Regions from separate parts of the Homo sapiens genome. Here region 2 is linked to region 1. Evidence: chromatin loops called from intact Hi-C (ENCODE). Cell type or tissue: heart right ventricle. All regions are shown on one strand. Each heading gives the region's core, and the rest is flanking DNA. Links, peaks and the distances in the headings are about the cores only. Region 1 overlaps UNC5CL (unc-5 family C-terminal like). Region 2 holds the start of LOC107986594 (a long non-coding RNA gene).

What was found. Peaks named below come from ENCODE experiments on the same cell type or tissue, not always from the same donor. Only the 100,000 strongest peaks of a DNase experiment are listed, where the experiment ranks them.
Region 2: a loop joins it to region 1, with 3 times the contacts of the local background. A loop is called at or near these places in 21 of 110 quality-filtered maps.

What each region holds. Positions count from the first base shown.
Region 1 is chr6:41,023,675-41,033,596 of GRCh38, reverse strand. It overlaps UNC5CL (unc-5 family C-terminal like), which reads left to right. Exons shown (of 9, transcript NM_173561.3): 4 at 451-713; 5 at 1,460-1,561; 6 at 1,849-1,916; 7 at 2,842-2,942; 8 at 3,096-3,209; 9 at 5,002-6,702. The coding sequence ends at 5,224. Among named protein-coding and RNA genes, the nearest start is that of UNC5CL, 11 kb to the left of the region's middle. RefSeq lists a silencer at 5,299-5,408 and enhancers at 5,549-5,748, 5,819-5,888. In heart right ventricle, for the core only: CTCF peaks have their summits at 5,219 and 5,421 (motif pointing right); a DNase peak (open chromatin) is centred at 5,436; H3K4me3 peaks cover 1,488 bases; H3K27ac peaks cover 1,306 bases.
Region 2 is chr6:39,343,663-39,353,584 of GRCh38, reverse strand. It overlaps KIF6 (kinesin family member 6), which reads left to right. Exons shown (of 23, transcript NM_145027.6): 20 at 7,059-7,109; 21 at 7,796-7,885; 22 at 9,770-9,876. It overlaps LOC107986594 (a long non-coding RNA gene), which reads right to left and starts at 2,334. Exons shown (of 4, transcript XR_001744111.2): 1 at 2,174-2,334; 2 at 1,637-1,694. RefSeq lists enhancers at 8,245-8,746, 9,421-9,922. In heart right ventricle, for the core only: a CTCF peak has its summit at 5,575 (motif pointing left); a DNase peak (open chromatin) is centred at 5,574.

The sequences.
Region 1 (9,922 bases), core at 584-8,583:
TCTCTCTCTGTCTTTCAAATTATCTCTCTCTACACTGTGCCCCTTTCAGGACTGTCCCCAGGCTTAGCACCAGTTCTCTAAGACTCCATTCCATCTCTGTCCTTCTTCTCTTTGTCTTTCTAGAGTCCTAGGTCCTCTGCCTCCCAGCCTCCTTGCCACCCATTGACAGGAATAGGGCCATGTGCGGGTGCCCTCCCAAGCATGGTCACCCTGAGCCCACTTTCCCTCTCTCCCCTGCCAGCTCTCCTCCCCATTCAGTCACCAGTCACTGTGACATGCTCACTTTTCATCCCCAACCTACCAGTTCCTCCCTAAGTGCTCCCCTCGAGTGTTCTCTGAACCTCCTTGAAGGCCCCACAGAGGCCCCTCAGGTGGCAGGAGGCTGGTGGCAGTGTGTTGGTGTCTTAGCCTTCCCTGCACATTAGTGCCTGCCACTGGCTCCCTCTGCAGCCTCTACACCTGTGTGCTGGAGGCACCTGTGGGGCGCGAAGCCCGCAAATGGCTGCAGCTGGCCGTATTCTGCTCACCGCTGGTGCCAGGACAGTCCCATCTGCAACTGCGTATCTACTTCCTCAACAACACGCCCTGCGCCCTGCAGTGGGCACTGACCAACGAGCAGCCCCATGGTGGGCGCCTGCGTGGGCCCTGCCAGCTCTTCGACTTCAATGGGGCTAGGGGCGACCAGTGCCTGAAGCTCACGTACATCTCAGAGGGTGAGGGAGGCAGTGGCCTGTGGGATAGGATGATCGGGAGCCCCACAGGAATGAAGGGTTCTGGGCCTCCCCTGGACATCTGGAGATCTGGGGATCCCAAGTCTCTCTCTCTTTTTTTTTCCCGAGATGGAGTTTCGCTCTGTTGCCCAGGCCGGAGTGCAGTGGCTTGATCTTGGCTCACAGCAACCTCCGCCTCCTGGGTTCAAGTTATTCTCCTGCCTCAGTCTCCTGAGTAGCTGCAATTACAGGTGCCCACCACCATGCCTGGCTAATTTTTTTGTATTTTTGGTAGAGACGGGGTTTCATCATGTTGTCCAGGCTGGTCTCGAACCCCTGACCTCAAGTAATCTACCCGTCTCGGCCTCTGAAAGTGTTGGGATTATAGGTGTGAGCCACCACACCAGGCCCCAAGTCTGTTTGTGACCTCTGGGCCAGCAGTAGCCTCATGGAGCCCCCAGGGCTTTGACCACTCTGCTGTCTACTGAGCCCTTGCCACTCACTCCTTGGACAGGGTGATGCCAGGTGGCAGGTGGGAAGGAGAGGGGTTATACCCCACAGAAGCAGGAAAGGATGGAAGGCTTTTATAGTGCAAGGGCCCTCTTGGGGTCCCAGCCCAGGCTCTGGGGATTCCCATTCCCTTGAGACCCTCCTGCCTTTGTTCTGTCCTCATGCCTCCCCACAGCCCCCTTCAATACTTGTTTAAGGCCCCACTCTCTGAGGCCCTCTGCTGTCTGCCTACTCACCAGGTTGGGAGAATGTGGATGACAGCAGTTGCCAGCTGGTTCCCCATCTCCACATCTGGCATGGAAAGTGCCCCTTCCGCTCCTTCTGCTTCCGGAGAAAAGCAGGTAGTCCGGGAGCCCTGTGTGTACCTCCTCCCCTCTCTTTTCCCATCCTGTCTCCTCTCCTTCCCTCCCAGTAACCCTGGAGCTCTGCAGACCCCCATGCAGCCATGCACACAGACCTTCCCTGAAAGGCCAGGAGCCACACAGATCTTTGCAGAGAGAAAAATGGAGTGTTGGACCCCAGCTTCCTCAGATTTCCCAAGTCTTACTATAGAGTCCCTTACCTTCTCCTGCTCTTACCCCAGGCCGTTTCCTCACTCACTGGCCACGCTGTCACCTTCTCTTTATAGCCGATGAGAATGAGGACTGTTCAGCACTAACCAATGAGATCATTGTCACCATGCACACCTTCCAGGATGTGAGTTGGAGCTGAGGGGCAGAGGAAGGGCAGGGCCTGGGGGAAATCCTAGGCAAAGTGGGCACAGGGTCTGGTGCCCAGTAACTATGGTCTTAATCACATAGGTAAAGATGGCACTTTCCATAGAGCCCCCATACCAGCTCTTTGAGGGGCTGAGATCATCTGGGCTCCAAGTTACCCTCATCCCTGACTCTCCTTGTCTATCGGTGGATGAATCCAGCAGGAAGCTAAAAGAACCAAACCCTAGTTTAACCCCTTCTCCCAACTCAGAGAACTGGGGCATCAAGTTGATATGGTTTCTTTCTAGGCTGATTGTCTACATTTGAGAGATGATGTTTGGTATCTTCAGTGTGGGATTTGAGAGATGATGTTTTGTATTTTCAGTGTGGGAAGTGACCAGGAAGAGGGTCTTGAGTAGGCAGGCTGGGAGTTAGGTATCTCTCCTCTCCTGCTGCACCAAGGGAAGATGCGAAGAAATCGGAGTTGAGAGTCTTTGGGGAACCATAGTGGCACCTTAGTGGAGGGCAGGCAGATACCCTGTTGTCACTTGGAGAAGAGGAAGGGAAGGTTGGAATGGAGGAAGGTACACATATGGCTGAGATCAGTGTCTCTATGGTTGGATGACCTCCCACTGCTCCACGGCCCCACCCAGGACTTCCCCTGGTGGCTCAGGCTGCACTCTGGTCTTCATGTCCCAGTTCCCAAAGAGCTCAGGGGCAAACATAAGGCTGAAGGTGCGGTTCTGAAGTCACAGGGAGACAGTGGGTAGAGGGTGCTGGGTGGAGCAGGGTTGTATCTCCTGGTAAGGTGGCTCTGAGTGACAGACTGAAGGAGAGACATGAGGAATGGAGGTAGGACTCCAGCTTCTTACTCAGGGGGATGGCTTGTGACCCCTAAGTGTGTTCCCTGCCCTGTGTTGACTCAGGGCTTGGAGACCAAGTATATGGAAATCCTCAGATTCCAGGCATCAGAGGAGGAATCCTGGGCAGCGCCACCACCTGTTTCCCAGCCGCCCCCATGCAATAGGTGAGACGGGGGTTGCTTGGGCTGCTGCCTGGGGGATGTTGGGTTCCTACCCTGGCACCCACAGGGTGACTACAGCATTTAGGGTGCATATGGGAGAACCAGAGTGGGTCTGTTTGTCCCTTTCTTCCAAGAACACCCTTTTCCCTGCCTAAGGCTGCCCCCAGAGCTCTTTGAGCAGCTGCGGATGTTATTGGAGCCAAACAGCATCACCGGCAATGACTGGCGCAGACTGGCCTCCCACCTGGGGCTTTGCGGCATGAAGATCCGGTAGGAAGAGGGGTGAGGTCTGTGGATGGTAGAGGAGGGTGGGCTGGAATGGGGTTCCTCAGGACACTCTGGAGACTGGATCACAGGCAAGGGAGTGACTTAAAAGTCAGAGAATGGCTACTGTCCACCCTATTTCCCATAAAAGGGCAGCTCTATTAATCACTGTATCATCAGTACCTAGAATGATGCCTGGTGCATAGTAGGTGCTCAATTAACATTTAACAGTGAATCCATTAACATGGAAGTTATTTGGTACATGTTGAGTGCTTGCCATGCTATGCCCTGAGGAGGAGCAAGACAGATTATAGGATAATGTGTGTAAAGCATGTAGCTGGGTGCCTGACACTTGTTAATTCAATAAATGTTATCAATAATGGTGACAGTGCAGTCATGATCCCTGTCAAGGAACTCAGAAAGCAGGAGAATACTGAGCTAAGCTCCAGAAACTACACTATGAGTGCAGCGGTCAGGGAAGACTTTATCCTGGTGATGGGGCTAGAGCTGGACCCTGAAAACAGGGTGGATTTTTATTTATTATTATTATCATTATTTGAGACGGAGTCTTGCTCTGTCGCCCAGGCTGGAGTGCAATGGCGCAATCTTGGCTCACTGCAACCTCCATCTCCCGGGTTCAAGTAATTCTCCTGCCTCAGCCTCCCGAGTAGCTGGGATTACAGGCACACGCCACCATGTCCAGCTAATTTTTTATTTTTAGTACAGACGGGGTTTCACCAGGTTGGCCAGGCTGGTCTGCAAACTACAGGGTGGATTTTTAAATCATTCATTTAAACATTTATCAAGTACCTATTATGCCCTGGAAACTGTGCTAAGCACTATGATACAAGATGAATGAGGCATGGTCCCGGCGCCTAGGAGCGCACACACTAGTAAAGGGTTCAGAGAGCTTGAAAAATAAAGGCAAGTGTTCCTTGTGCCTTCCTGTAAGAATCCAGTATTGTATAACACATTGAAGAGAGACAGAAAACAGCTGAAGCAAGAATAATAATGAACTGCGGGCGTTATGACCAGAAGTCTGAACTGAGGGATGCAGAATGTTCTCTTCCACCTGGGAGGGGTGAACTAGAAAGGGCTTCAGGGAGGAAGTGATGGGGAAGAGATCAGCCATTTTGTTTTGGGGAGTAGCAGAGGTGGCTGTGGGTGTAGTGTGTGCAAGGCGAGAAAGAGAGAGGCCTGAGCTAAGGGGGTTCAGGATGGGAGAAAGGAGAGAAAGCATAAAGACAGGGCAAGGCCAGGTGCTGGATGAGCCAGAAAGGCTCATGGAGCGTGGGCTGGTTAGGAGGTGAGAGACTCTGGAAGGTTTTAGTGGACGGGAGAGTCGTGATAAAAAGCCATGGTTTACAGCAACTGTTTCCTTAGTAGTGAGCAGGATGTTGTGGCCTAGGAGAGAGGGAGGAAGGAGGGAGTTAGGAGGCTAGGGGGAGGCTAGGGGTGTATTTGGAGTGGGGGAGGTAGAGAAGGCAATTACAGAACATCAGAACTGTAGCAAACTTAGAGGTCCTCTTGTCTAAGCCCTCATCTTAATAAGAGGAAACTGAAGCCTAGAGAGGAGTAGGGGTCAGAGTTGGCCTCCAAGCCAGGACAATCTCAAGTTTCAAAGCCCTGGGGCTTCCCACCTCCTGTGCCCTGGAAGGCAGGCAAGAGCAGGACAAGGACAAAAGCTACAGGATGGGGAAGGGACGGACCTTGCGCTGCGCAGCCCAGGGAGCCTGCAGCAGGGGGGGAGCCCCTCCCTGCTCCTACACCCTTCTCTTCCTCCCCTACCTCGGGCCAGGTTCCTGTCCTGCCAGCGCAGCCCCGCAGCGGCCATCCTGGAGTTGTTTGAGGAGCAGAACGGCAGCCTGCAGGAGCTGCACTACCTCATGACCGTCATGGAGCGGCTAGACTGCGCCTCCGCCATCCAGAACTACCTGAGTGGGACACACGGCGGCAGCCCAGGCCCCGAGCGCGGGGGCGCCCGGGATAACCAGGGCCTGGAGCTGGACGAGAAGCTCTGAGCGCCCAGCGGGCAGGGCCGGAGGAGGTGTAGGGGCGAGAGGGGTTGTTCTCCTACGCCTAAGAGGAACACAGCAGCTGTTCCTGGCTGTGCCCACCACCCTTCCCAGAACCCTCGGACGGTGCCAGGGCCGCCCGCGTCCTCGCCAGCCTCCCAGCAGCAGGCGCGCCCTTCCGGCCGCGAGCTGTCCCGCGTGCGGGTCCCCTCCTGGCCGGCAGAGGGCGCAGGAGCCCAGGAGATGGCCTCAGCGTGGCCAGCCTGCCAAACTGACCAGGGGACGGCCACGGTCCCCGCGTGCACTTTAGGGCCGGTCAGGCCCTAAAGTATTCACTGAGCACTTAGGAAGACCGGGCATTGGGCTGGTGTCATGAAGAATACTGGAATATAGGAGGTAGGGTCTGGAGCCCTGACAAGCACACAGTTCTTTTGCAGGAGTCAAGATGTGCTCATAGGAGCCAAGGGCAAACTCGAAAACAGCCCTGCCCTGTGGTTAGGGGAGGTGGGTGTGGCTTTAGGAGTTGAGAGGGGAAGAGCTGAGTGCGGGCTGGAGCAGCGAGAATGCTTCACGGAGGATGTTGGGGAGAGAGGATTTGATTTGCCGAGTGGTTTGGAGATCTTTAGGGGCGGGTAGGGGAAGAGGGTGGCTGGACTTAAGGTAGGAGCCGAAAGTGGGCATGGGAGCCCATCCCCGTGGGTGTGAGGCCGGGGTAGGACCAGGCTTCCCGGCTAGGCACGCCTGGCTGGCTGCCTCTGCCTCTACTAACTTCCTTTGTCTCTTTATCCTCCTGCTTAGGCCGTGTCTTCCTCTCTCTCTGCCATTTTCTCTATCAGAAAACATTAAAGCTGAGTAGAAACTTCAAGATGATCATTCTGGCCCAGCCCTTTTATCTCTTTATCTCCAATGGTGTGCGTTTTAAGTTTCTCTGACTTGGTTTTTCTGTCCCTGTCTCCCACAGTTGTTCCCGCTCTGCACCTGTGTTTCAGTTACTCTCTCTCTCTGTCTTAGATCTTTTTGTTTCTGCCTAGTCTCTGTGCCCTGTCTTTGTGTGTTTCTTTCTCTGCCTGAAACCCTCCCTCTTTTCCCTTCAGGCATATGTCTCTAAACCAATGTTATGTATCAAAGACTGTTGAAAGAGACAGGGCTACTCTAGGAATGGATGGGTGGGGATATTTTCCCCATGGATCAAGATCCAGTTTAGGGTTGGGAAATAAAGGATAGGGATAAAAGAGGCACCCCATTCAGTCAGCAGATACTTATTCAGCACCTACTATGTGTTTGATACTGTATACAAAAGACATGAATGGGCTGGGTCCTGAACAGAGAATAAAGGGTTTGACTCCATTCTGGAAATTCTTTTGTTTGCAAACAGGTGTTGTTAATTTGTTCAAAGGCAGGCAAACAATCTCTCTGGCAACACAATTTTCTTCTGTATTTAATTAAAAAATATTAAAGCTTTTTTTCTATGATGAATGATAAAATATGAAAATTGCCTTCCTTTGTTACTAACTATATTTTGCTCAGATTGGCAAATTTGGATGTGAGTATGAATGATTTTATTTGGTAAAATTGTACCTATGGGGATGGGTTGGAGGGAAGCATTTTGTAGATTGTGCTTCCAGTATGAAAATTACCTGGGTCCCGCATGGTAAGTCAGGGAGGTTCCCTTCCTTTTCTGTTAGATGCAAGCCTTCAGAAGCAGGCCTTTCCATCCCTTCCCTGTTCCCCTATCCCCACCAGTCCTCTCCTACCCTTCTCATCTGTCCTCCTTACCCCATCGGGTGCTGCCAGTCACGCCAGATTAGTGCCCCGGACTTTTCCCCCTTCACTTAGCTCAGGATTGAACTGTGCAGTAGCCCGGCACTGTTTAGCCAAAGACATCATTGTGTTCCTTCCTACCCTGGAAAAAATCATTTTAAGAGTTTCACATCTACTGGAGTTGCAAATAGAAGCCACACAGATTCCAGTGATGGGAATAGAATGCTTTCTGGCCCCAACTCCAATTTCTCAAAATGCGTTTCCAGTGCTGGCAAAGGGAGGCTTGGAAATCCTGGGGTAGATGCAGGCCAAGTGATTCCTATAAGGCAGACACTTCCTTTCTCACATCAAACCCATTTGGCATGTTATGTATTGGCACCTAATGCTGAGAGATGGTGTGCCCCAGTGAGCATCAGGAGACTTAACATTTAGCCCTGACTCATACTAACTAGAACAGCTCTTCTTTGTGCTTTAAACTCTTCCTTGGAATGAAGCTACCATATTAGAGGCTGTCCCAGGGCCTTTGATTTCATAGACTTATGCAGAGGTGGCACACTGGTCACCCAAGGAACGTTCACTTGGGGATTTTTTTTTCTTTTTGAATTGCCTTCAAATAGCAAACAATTGATCACTGCTTGTGGCCTTACTTCCAGCCCTTTCCCTGATGAAGAGTTGCCTAAATCACCTGCTGAAAAACACTGCGTTTGTGATTTCTGCTTTTTCACATGTTGCAGAGGCCCACGTCTACACTTCCTCCTGCTGGATTTGGAGTCTGGGGAAAGGCGATGGGGAAATGAAAGGGTAAGGTTGGGCCTAGGTCTGTGGGGTTGGAGCCTCTAGTGCTCAGAGGAAATGTGTGTCCTTGGCATCCCCTTTGACCACTGAGCAATATTTATGCTAATGTTCAGATCTGTGCTAACAGAAATTCAATGAAAGCCACATATATAATTTTACACTTTCTAGTAGTCACATCAAAAATTGTAAATAGAAATAGGTGAAGTCAACTTTAATGTTTCATTTAACCTAATATATTCAGAATATTATTTCCACATGTAATCAATATAACATTAATAGTATATTTTACATTCTTTTTTATATTATTTGGAATCTGGTGTATACTTTGCAATTACACCACATCTCAATTTGTATGCTAATTTTTCATTGGAAAGATTTCATCTGTATTCAGCTTTTATACAATTTATAGCTAAAATGTACATTTACATACACAAATGAGCCAAAAGTTTTCCAAAAATGGGATTAGGTATCAGTTTTTAAATTTTAGTTCACTGAAATAAAATAAAAATTCAGTTCCTCAATTGCACTAGCCACATTTCAGTTGTTTAGTGGCCATGTGTGGCTAGTGGGTACTGTTAATGGACAGCACAGATCTGGGTTAGGAATCCAGCTGGGTATAACTTTATAGTGTTTTTACCATTCACTTATTTATTAATTCGTCAAACATTTGCTGAATACCTACTCTGTGCTAAGCCCTGCACAAATTGTTGGTGATAACAATCCAGTGAAGAAGAAACATTCTTGTTCTGTAGGAGCTCCTGGAAAGCTGGGAGTCAGAAGGAAGTACGCTTTCCTCCCATCCTTCTTTGTACCTGACTCAAGAAGGCAATGGGAGATGAGGTTCAGGCCGATACTCTCTGTTGCAGAAATGGTTCACACTGCAGCCTGGTGTAGAGGCAGTAGATTCAGGGTCAGTGTTCCTGGCTTATCTAGCACATCAAGTGGGTTGTTGGTTGCTGACAACAGGATTCACTCTGGCTAGTTGAGGCAGATGGGATTTAATAAAGGAAACTGAAGGACAAACAATCATTTGGAGGGTGGAGAAATAGATTTGGGGTAAAGTTTCCAAGAACAATGCCCTAAACTGTGCTGTAGGGCTAGATCATGGAGGGAAACTGGTATTACTATGGCTGCTGCTACTGAGCACTGGACACCAGGAACTTGACTTTATTGCAGCCACTCTTGCCACCACCACTGATGCTACTTCTGAGGCAGGAACCAGACCTCACCACCACATTTTTTTTTTTTTTTTTTGAGATGGAGTCTTGCTCTGTCACCCAGGCTGGAGTGCAGTGGTGCGATCTCGGCTCACTGCAAGCTCCACCTCCCGGGTTCACGCCATTCTGCTACCTCAGCCTTCTGAGTAGCTGGGACTACAGGTGCCCGCCACCACGCCTGGCTAATTTCTTTTTGTATTTTTAGTAGAGACGGGGTTTCACCATGTTGGCCAGGATGGTCTTGCTCTCTTGACCTCGTGATTGGCCCCCGTCGGCCTCCCAAAGTGCTGGGAATACAGGCGTGAGCCACTGTGCCCGGCCCCTCACCACCACTTCTGAAAGCTAAGGCCTCTGCTGCCTTCCATGCCAGCAAAAACAGAAGCTCCGTGCACTGCCTGCTCTTTATGCTACTCACTTCTGAATCAAATCTCTAGTGGAGGCCTTGGGTTGTGAGAGCTCAGACCACATCCCTGAATCTTAGCTGCAAAGACACCTGAACGCTCTGAACTCTGACTCGATCTCTGACTTCAATATTAGGGAGATGAGACTTATTACATGAGAATATCCCCAGATACGGGAAAGCTACTCAAAAGTTGATGAGAAGCCACAAATATGACAGATGTCTACTACAGTCAGAGTGTGGTCATGCTGTAGCCTCAGGCAGCAAATTCCCTTCTTAAGAACAGCCATTCACTCAGTAGGTGCCATATCAAGGTTCTGGCAGCAGAGTAGACTGAGGATGTACTATGGATTGAATGTTTCTATGCCCCTAAAATTCATATGTTAAAATCCTAACCCTCAATAAGATGGTATTAGGAAGTGGGGCCTTTAGGAGGTAATTAGGTCATGAAGGTGGAGCCCTCATGAATGGCATTAGCACCCTTATAAGAAGAGACACAGGAGAGCTTGCTTCCTTTCTGTCTGCTTTTTA
Region 2 (9,922 bases), core at 816-8,815, 1.7 Mb after region 1:
GACTTTATTTAAAATTAAAACACCACTCTGCAAAAGATATTTTTAAAAGAATTAAAAGACAAGCTACAGACTGGGAGAAAATATTTGCAAAACATATATCTGATAAAGGACTTGTATCTGAAGTATACAAAGAGCTCTAAAAATTCAACAATAAGAAAATAAACCACTCAGTTTAAAAGTGGGCAAAAGATCTGAACAGCCACTTCACCAAAGAAGAGATACAGATGGCAAATAAGTACATGACAAGGTACACAACATCCTGTGTCACACAGGGAAATACAAATTAGAACAACAATGAGATACCACTACATACATATTAGAATGGCTAAAATAAAACAAAAAATGACAATTCCAAATGCCAGTGAGGATGTTGAGCAATAGGAACTCTCGTTCATTGCTAGAGGGAATGCAAAATGGTTTTGCACTCCCACAGCCACTTTGGAAGACAGTTTGATGGATTCTTGCAAAGCTAAATATGATCTTACCATACAATCCAGCAATTGCATTTTAGTTATTTACCTAATTGAGGTGAAAACTTATGTCCACAAAAAAAAACAGAATATGATTGTTCATAGTAGCTTTTTGTATAATTATTTATAATTGCCCAAAACTGAAAGCCACCAAGATGTCCTCCAAAAAGTGAATGAATAAACAAACCGTGGAATATTATTCAGCTATCAAGTCTGGGTGCAGTGGCTCAGGCCTGTTATCCCAGCACTTTGGGAGGCCAAGGTGGGTGGATCACTTGAGGTCAGGAATTCAAGAGCAGCCTGGCCAACATGGTGAAACCCAACCTCTACTAAAAATACAAAAATTTGCCAAGGATATTGGCATGCACGTGTAATCCCAGCTACTTGGAAGGCTGAGGCAGGAGAATCGCTTGAACCGAGGAGGCAGAGGTTGCAGTGAGCCGAGATCAAGCCACTGCACTCCAGCCTGGGTGACAGAGCAAGACTCCATCTCAAAAAAAAAAAAAAAGAGCTATCAGGCCATGAAAAGTGATGAACCTGCAATGCATATTGCTTAGTGAAAGATGCTCATATGAAAAGACTATGTATTATATGATTCCAACTATATAACATTCTGGAACAGGCAAAATTATGGACACAGTGAAATAGTCAGTGGTTGTCATGGACTTGTAGGGAGGAAAGGATGAATAGATGGAGCACAGGGAATTTTGGGGGCAGTGAAACTATTCTGTATGATATTGTAATGTTGCATAGATGATGTCATGCATTTGTCAAAATCCATAGAGCTGTACAGCACAAAGAGTGAACCCCTGCATAAACCATGGACTTTAGTTCATAATAATGTATCTATATTCATTCACCAGTTATAACAAATTTATCACACTAATACAAAATGTTAATAATAAGGAAAACTGAAAGGTGGGGAAGAGGAGTATAAGGGAATTCTCTGTACTATCTGCTCAATTTTCTGTAAACTTAAAACTTCTCTAAATAATAGTCTATTGATTTTTAAAACTGCAGAAGCAGAATAACTAGGCAGCTGCACTATGCCATGGCAATGCAGGCAGCTTAGCATTTGTGCCCTGCACCTGGCCCACTCCATGCATTCACCTGGGCACCTGCCAACCTCTAGAGGCCAGTAAATTTGAATTCCAACCCCTGTATACCTGCACCTTCCACACACGGAGCCCTCTCGCTGAAACTCCAGGACTCCACACAGCACATCTGAAAAACACAACGAGGAGGATTCAGCTTCCTCAATCATTGCTCTGGCTCTGTGCTGAGCCCTTGTGTATCTGCCCCATGAGAATAAGCTCTCCTTTCAGCTGTGAGGCTCAGAACCCCTGGCTATTTCTGTACCCTCTTTTCTGATCTCTTGGGTAGCTTCTACTGGTAGCAATATCCTGCTCAGCGAGTAGAAAGCCCTGTCTCTCATTTTTCCTTTGGCTTCAAAGACATTGAAGTGTGTACATGTGCATGTGTGTGTGTGTGAGAGAGAGAGAGAGGGGCAGGTGTGTCAGCAAGGGGCCCGACAGATGCAAGGTAGAAATACACTATGCTTGCCCAGGGACAGTGGTTCATGCCTGTAATCCCAGTACTTTGGGAGGCTAAAGCCGGTGGATCGCTTGAGCCAGGAGTTCAACACCAGCCTGGGCAACAAGGTGAAACCCCGTCTCTACAACAAAATATGAAAATATCCTTACCTCCCCACAAATCCATAGCCGGGCGTGGTGGCACATGCCTGTAGTCGCAGCTACTCAGGAGGCTGAGATGGTAGGATCTTTTGAGCCCAGAAGGTCAAGGCTGTAGTGAGCCAAGATCTGCACCACTGCACTCTAGTCTGGGTGACAGAGCGAGACCCTGTCTGAAAAAGAGAAAAAAAAAAGAAAGAAAAGAAATACACTGTGCTTGCAAAAAAAAAAAAAAAAAAAAGTTTAATCCTAGTGTTCAGAACCTTGAATTTGAAAGGTGTGCATCAGATCACCCACAGGAGCTTTTCCAAAAATCCTGCTCCCAGAGTCCCCACCCCCACCCCAAGCCCCTTCGGTGACTGCTGGCAGAAGGGTCTTGGGGAAGATGGCTCTCAGCCAGCCCTAGAGCGCTGTTCAGCCCTGTCCCCTGTGGTTGCTGCCGGCGAGCTGGTTGGATGCTCTAATTCCTGGGCAGAGATCACTGAGTGTCCTGAACAGTGTTTGTTAAAACACCTCAACTTGAGTGGCTGGCTGCCCCATATTTCCTCCTCCAACAGTTGTTGGAGTGCCAGCATTCCTGGATGGGACGGTCACACTAGGCAGGTGAGAGGAAAAGTAACCCCGCCAGAGACTGGAAAGGAAGAGCTCTAGGGGCTCCACCTCTGACAAAGAAATCCTTGCCACTTGCTTTAGATGCTGGTAGTAACGGGCCTACAGAACTCTGCCACGGTAAGCCAGGTAGGGAACCCTGTCTCAGGCCATCATGGCGTCTCAGACATTCCCTGTGAACATCTCACGTGAAGGATTCGCTGTTGGCATTCCCACGTTCCCAAGGGAGACAGCACTGGCCTTCTCCTCTGACGGCAATAATATCTCGTAGCCTTTGTAGAGGGCCCTCCTGGGCCAGGTGCAAAATACATGAGCACTGTGCCTACTATCATGGTCCCCCACTTTACAGGTGAAAAAATTCAGGCTCAGAGAGATGAAGTAGCTTGCCCAGGGTCACCAGCTAATCAGTGGTGAACTCAAACCCAGGCCTGTCGGAGTCGTGCACTCCCCTCATTCCTCACAGCAGTTGTGTTTAGGATCAATGACTGCCTTTTAGGGACACATGTCCATAATGTTATCTAGTAGGTGTTGGCATTTACCAGCCCACATTTTGTAATATTTTGTACAAGGCGCTTTCTTTATGTGCTTCCCACCACCAGATCCTCCTGCCTGGGGTATCCGCTCTTCCAATGTGTCCACACCGTCTGATTTTCCCAAGAGGCCAGGATTTTTAAAGGGTAAAGCTGTGTTTCCTTAAAAGGCCAACCTTCTAAGGTGTGGAAACCCAGAATTCCCTGTGACTGGCCCTTGCCATTTCAGCTGAGAAACCCAGAGTTCAGCCTCCCCATTCTGTAAATGAGGACACTGAGGCCCCGAAAGGGAATGAGATGCTTTAACTCTGTAGTTAATAACACAAAGAGCCACAAATTAGGCCAGGGATGATGGCTCACACCTGTAATCCCAGCACTTTGGGAGGCCAAGGTGGGTGGATCACGAGGTCAGGAGTTCAAGACCAGCCTTGGCCAATATGGTGAACCCTCATCTCTACTAAAAAGACAAAAATAATTAGCCAGCCATGGTGGTGCGTGCCTGTAGTCCCAGCTACTCAGGAGGCGGAGGCAGAAGAATCGCTTGAACCCAGGAGGTAGAGGTTGCAGTGAGCTGAGATCACACCACAGCACTCTAGCCTGGAGACAGAGCAAGACCCTGTCTCAAAAAAAAAAAAAAAAAAAAAAAAAAAAAAGAGCCACAAATTAAACCTAGACCTTCACACTCCATGGCAAGTGCCTTTTCTTCCTTCCACCCACTGCTCCCCCTGCCCTCTGCCTGCCTCCTTCCCTCCTCCACTCGCCTCTTCTCCCATCCCTCCCTCCACTGTCAGCTCTGCCTATCTCTATTCCTGCCTTACATCCCCCTTCTCCTTTTCTTCCTCCTCTCTGCCTCATTCCCTTTGTCATACTCCCTTGCAGCCAGGGCTGCCTCTTTACTGCTTGTTTGTTGATCATGCCGCTGCCAGCCTTTATCCGCCGGCATCTCCGAGAGAGTCCATGGTGGAATAGGTCTAAGGAGTAGCCCCTGGGCAAGGCCTCCAGGGACTGTCTGCTGTGCCACCCATCAGAATAGTGCTCCTTCCACCTTGTCTTGGCCTTGGGCATTCCTGGAGATTCCTTAGGTATTCCAACTTAAGATGATTCCTGGATGTGCTTGCCTAGAGACCTTTAACCCTGCAGTCGAGAACCCTGGACTTCAAAGGTGTGTGTCACGTCATTATTGACCACCTCCAACAAGTCCCCTTTATTGAGATTTGAATCACATGAATCCCAGTCATGGCCCCTCCGACAGCACACCCTCGGGCAAGCCAGCTCCCCACTTTGGGATTCCCTTGCCTCATCTGTAAGATGTGCAAAGGTCCCTCCGACACGGTCACTCTGTGAGCAGATAAATGTTGCCCGGTCAGTGCCCGGTCAGAGCCGCCAGGGTGAGAGAGCGAGGGCCCAGCGGCTGTTGCTGCCCGAGCTCCAGAGCGGCTGCTCCTGAGAATTGCCGCAGGTGGGGAACTGGGGGTAGCGGGGCGCTGGTCTTCTGCTCATCAGGTTCTGAAAGAAACCTGATTCATCACTTCCCCAGGGATGCTCAGGTCCTGGAAGCTGATCCCACTAAACACTCTGATTGGCAACCCAGAAGGCCTAATTACTATTAATATGGCTTATTAATCCTTATTAAGGAAGATACTTCATTCTGATGGCTGGTATGTTCTCTCTCCAGAGGGGCGTCAACATGAGAAATTAATTCGGTGTCAAAGGCTGGTTGGGCAAAGGGAGAGGGCAGAGGTCATTTATGGCATCATCCCCAGAATTACAGAAACCAAGCTGTGGCATCCAGGAACAGGATGCTTGAGCAGCTTACAGGTTTGAGGAGTCATTTCCCTCGAGAGCCCCCAGCCTTCCATTGCACTGCCCTCCTGCATGAGGTGGGGCAGCTGGGCCTCCGCAAAGAGTACTAGATGCCCCTATTGGCCACGGTGTGATCGTGCCCTTCTACCCTGCCCCATCCATCTCTCCATCCTCTTCCACCCCCTCCCACCTTTCAATAGTTTGGCACCTGTGAACTCTCCCTGGAACCTGAGCCAAGGCTCCACTGGGAAGCCACTGAGTGAATGAGCCATTTTTGTGCCAGTGCCTTGGTCTTGCAAATTTGCTACAGCTTCCAAACTGACCTTGACCCGTTGTCATGAAAGCACTTGCAGGATGGAAAGCCCTTTCTCCTTCCCTTCTCCAGGCTGCACCAGGAACCACTCAGCAGGAGCCTTGAGAATTGGTTACTGTTCTCTGAAGAAAAGCGTGCAGAGCCTGCCACCTGGTGGCTACCTCTGGTCCTACATCGGTCCTCACTAGACCCAGCACAGGGATCTCTGCTTTCCCACCATGAAGGGCACCTCGTGGAAAGTCTCTCCACTGCTAGGAAATGGACATTGGTGGGTGAGGGGGGGCTTCCCCAGGCTCTGGTGTCTTTTCTTGCTTGTTTGACCACAGTCGTGACCTATGGAAGCAGCCTTGCCATTGGCTGAGATCGGAAGGCGGAAGGCCAGAGCCGGGGAAGGGGCCATACTCATGAGTGAGACACGCAGTTTGTCAGGTCTGTAGAGTACCTTGGACTGAAGATGCAGACTCCGCGGAGCCGGCTCACCTGTCTCTAACCCTAGCCTGCCTCTCAGCCCAAGTGTCCCCAGAGTGTAAAAGGAGGGTTGTACCCAGGTGACTTCTTAGGCCTCTTCCAGCTCTGAGGTTGTCTCCAGGCAGGAAGCGAGGAAGATCTCCTTACAGCACAACTTAGAGTAAGGACCTTGTAACCACAGGCATGTGGAATACACTGGCCTCCAACCAGCCGTGTCCACGCGCCTCTTCACCTCCCAAGAGGAGCTTCTGGGTTCCACTGCACTTGGCCAGGAATCCAAGGCAAGGCGCACATGTCAGCAGCCTAGGTGAGCAGGCACAGCTGCATCTAATGAGCTGTTGGATCTGACTCCTCTCTCAGCATGAAGCTAGGTCCCAGGGGCAGGCAGTGTGGTCAGGGGTAGGCCAGCGTGTGTTCCTAGAATGCCACAGAGTCAAGCCCAGTTAGAAGGCATTGTGGCTGAGAGCACAGGTTCTGAAGCCTCAAAGAATCCTGAGTAGTTCCCGATTCTGCCACTTACCAGCTGGATAACTTTAGAATTTCTTTAATCTGTCTAAGCCTCAGTTTTCTCATGTATAAAATGGAGACGATGACATCTACCTCTTAGGTCATTGAGAGGATTAAATGGCATGATATTTGCAGAGCACTTTCACGAAGCCTGGCGTGTCTATCAATGACAGTTGTGGCCATCGTTTGTTGTTCAGCTGCTACAGCCAACAGATGCATGCTCTAACAATGAAAATTACTGTGTAGGCCGGGCACAGTGGCTCACGCCTGTAATCCCAGCACTTTGGGAGGCCAAGGTGGGTGGATCACCTGAGGTCAGGAGTTCAAGACCAGCCTGGCCAATATGGTGAAACCCCATCTCTACTAAAAATACAAAAAATTAGCCAGGTGTTGTGATGCATGCTTGTAATCCCAGCTACTTGGATGGCTGAGGCAGAAGGATTGCTCAAACCCAGGAAGCGGAGGTTGCAGTGAGCCAAGATCATGCCACTGCACTCCAGCTTGGGCAACAAGAGTGAAACTCCATCTCAAAAAAAAAGAAAAAAAGAAAATTACTGTGTAAACCATCCAAGACAGGACTCTTGGCTCTTGTCTTAGTCTGCTCAGGCTGCTATAACAAAATACTATAGACTGAGTGGCTCAAACAACAAACGTTTATTTTTCACAGTTCTGGAGGCTGGGAAGTCCAAGATCAAGGCACTGGCAGATTCGATGTCTGGTGAGGACCCCCTTCCCGGTTCATAGACAGCTGTCTTCTCGACGCATCCTCACATGGTGGAAGGGGCAAGGGAGCTCTCCAATGTCTCTTTTATAAGGACTCTAATCCCATTCATGAGAGTTCTACCTTCATGACTTAATCACCACCCAAAGGCCCCACCTCTACTACCATTACATTGGAGATTAGGTTCAACACATGACTTTTCAGGGACACAAACCTCCAGTCCGTAGCACAGCAGATTTAGTTCCTGCTGAGGGCTTCCTTCCTCGCTTGCTGGCACCTCCTTCTTATTGTGTGCTCACATAGGAGAGAAAGAGAGAGAGAGAGAGAGAGAGAGAGAGAGGGAGAGGGAGGGAGAGGGAGAGGGAGGGGGGGAGGGAGAGGGGGGGGAGAGAGAGAGAGAGAGAGAGAGAGAGAGAGAGAGAGCACTGTAGTTTCTCATCCTCCTCTTATACCTATAAGGACACTAATCCCAGTGCAGGGGCCCTACCCTCAGGACCTCATCTAAATCTATTCACCTCCCAAAGGCCCCACTGCCCAATGCCATCACACTGGGAATTAGGGTGTCCACATAGGGATTTTGAGAGGACACATTCAGTCCATAACAGCTCCTAGATATAAACCCTGAATTTCCTTCTATAAATTTGCCCCCATTCCTTTTGCTTTTGTTTGTTTGTGTTTTGCAGTGATGTGAATGCCAGGAAAATCCTGCCCTCGCCTTGCCCCAGTCCACACAGCCAGAAACAGAGCAGCACCAGCACCCCACTGGAAGACAGGTCTGTGGTCTTCTCCTGTTATGCCTGTGACAGCCCCTGCAGTGGGCGGAGTGGGCCTCCATCTCCAGTCTACTCCCCGAAAAAGCCCCTCGTCCAGTAGCCACACAGACAGAACCCAGGTCTGGCCTCTGCCCTGGTCCCCTGGGAATTCCCTGGAATCTCTCACACAGGCCAACTCAAAGCGGGGAGGTTTTCTCCCACAGTCACCAGGGCCCTGTGTTGGGCAGAGTTGTTTCATATCTTCTTGTGAATAGACGTACCTGGGGGCCAGAAAGGGAAAGAGCCAGCCCAGGGCAGCCCCACCACAGAGCAGAGCAGGGAGCTGACAAGCCTGGCCTGAAGACCCAGCAGCATTTGCTTCCAGGCTTACCAGAGTTGATCAGCACCATGGGCATTTGTATCCTCCGGCTAGAATGGCTGCTCAGCCTCTTTCACCAGCACAGCCTCTGCCCTGCCTGCCTGGACTCTGCTTTAGTGCTTCCGGCTGGCCTGCAGCGGGAAAGCCAACACCCAAACTACCTGCGGGAATGGCCAGCCCCTTGTTACATACCGTCCTTACTGCCTTCTAAGGAAGTGGCTACCACCTCCTGCTGTGCAGAGGCACAGGGGTGAGGATGGACGGAAAGTTGGCAAGGCCAGGCAAGTGTACTGCTCTGAGTTTGCTGAAGGGGAATGCTATATGGAGAAGCTGGATGGAAAAGGGGATGGGGGAGGGCACACACAGCCCTCCCTTTCTAAGGAGATTCCCACACAACACTTCTACTTACAAATCTCATTGGCCAGCACCTGGTCACCCGGCCACACATCGCAGCAAAGGAGTCTGGGAAAGGTAGTTTTTTTAGTTGTGGCAACTTAGCTAAATATGATTCTGTTTTTAAGGAGAGACAGGAGAACAGTAATCTCTGCCTTGAGGTCAACTAGCTAAGCCACGTGGGGAATGAGGGTGCTCTGAGGACACAGCACTGAATGATATGACATCTAAGCTGGGCACAGAAGTTGATGGGCCCCAGGTTAAGGGGTGCTGGTTTGGGTAAATCAGGGATGGGAGGACAAGAGTGGTGGTGGTAAGAGGATAGAGAAGGCAGCGAGAGAAAGCACAGCCGCCATGTGACGGGTGGTGGGGAGGGCAGTCCAGGGAGAGGAAGCATCAGAGCAAAGGCCCTGAGGCTGGAAGTGGCTTGGTAAATGCAAGTCACTGAAAGAAAAGGGGGCAGCTGGAGCCCCTGACCCGGGGTCATATCATACACAGCCTGGTAGGTCATGGGACAGAGTTTAAGTTTTATTCCATGAGTGGTGAAAAGCCACTAAAGGGTCTGTATTAGTCTGTTTTCACACTTCTGATAAAGACATACCTGAGACTGGGTAATTTATAAAGAAAAAGAGATTTAATGGACTCACAGTTCATGTCACTGGGGAGGCCTCACAATCATGGTGAAAGGCACGTCTTACATGGTGGCAGCCAAGACAGAATGAAAGCCAAGTGAGAGGGGAAACCTCGTATGAAAACATCAGATCTCATGAGACTTATTCACTACCACGAGAACAGTATGGAGGAAACCGTCCCCATGATTCAGTTATCTCCCACCTGGTCCCTCCCACAACACGTGGAAATTATGGGAGCTACAGTTCAAGATGAGATTTGGGTGAGGACACAGCCAAACCATATCAGGGTCTATGGCAGGGAATGACTTGACCCAATTTGCATGACAAGAGGCTTAGTGTGGCTGCCACACAGAGAAGGTAGGAGGGAGTGAGAAGCAGGCCAGCCGTGTCATGTAGCTTTCTGAGTGAGATCAGTCACCTAAAATGGAAAAGCATTTTGGAAATATAAGTGGTGAGTCCAGTTGTAAAGTGTAGTAAAATGTGACACGTGGTTGCCTCCAGCATCCCCAAGAGGCCAGTGTCGTCCATCCCTCTCACCGGAGACAGCCAGACGGACTCGGACATCATCGCCTTCATCAAGGCCAGACAGAGCATTCTGCAGAAGCAATGTAAGTGCACCTCCCTCGGTGGCTCCTCCTGGGCAGCAGGTCACCA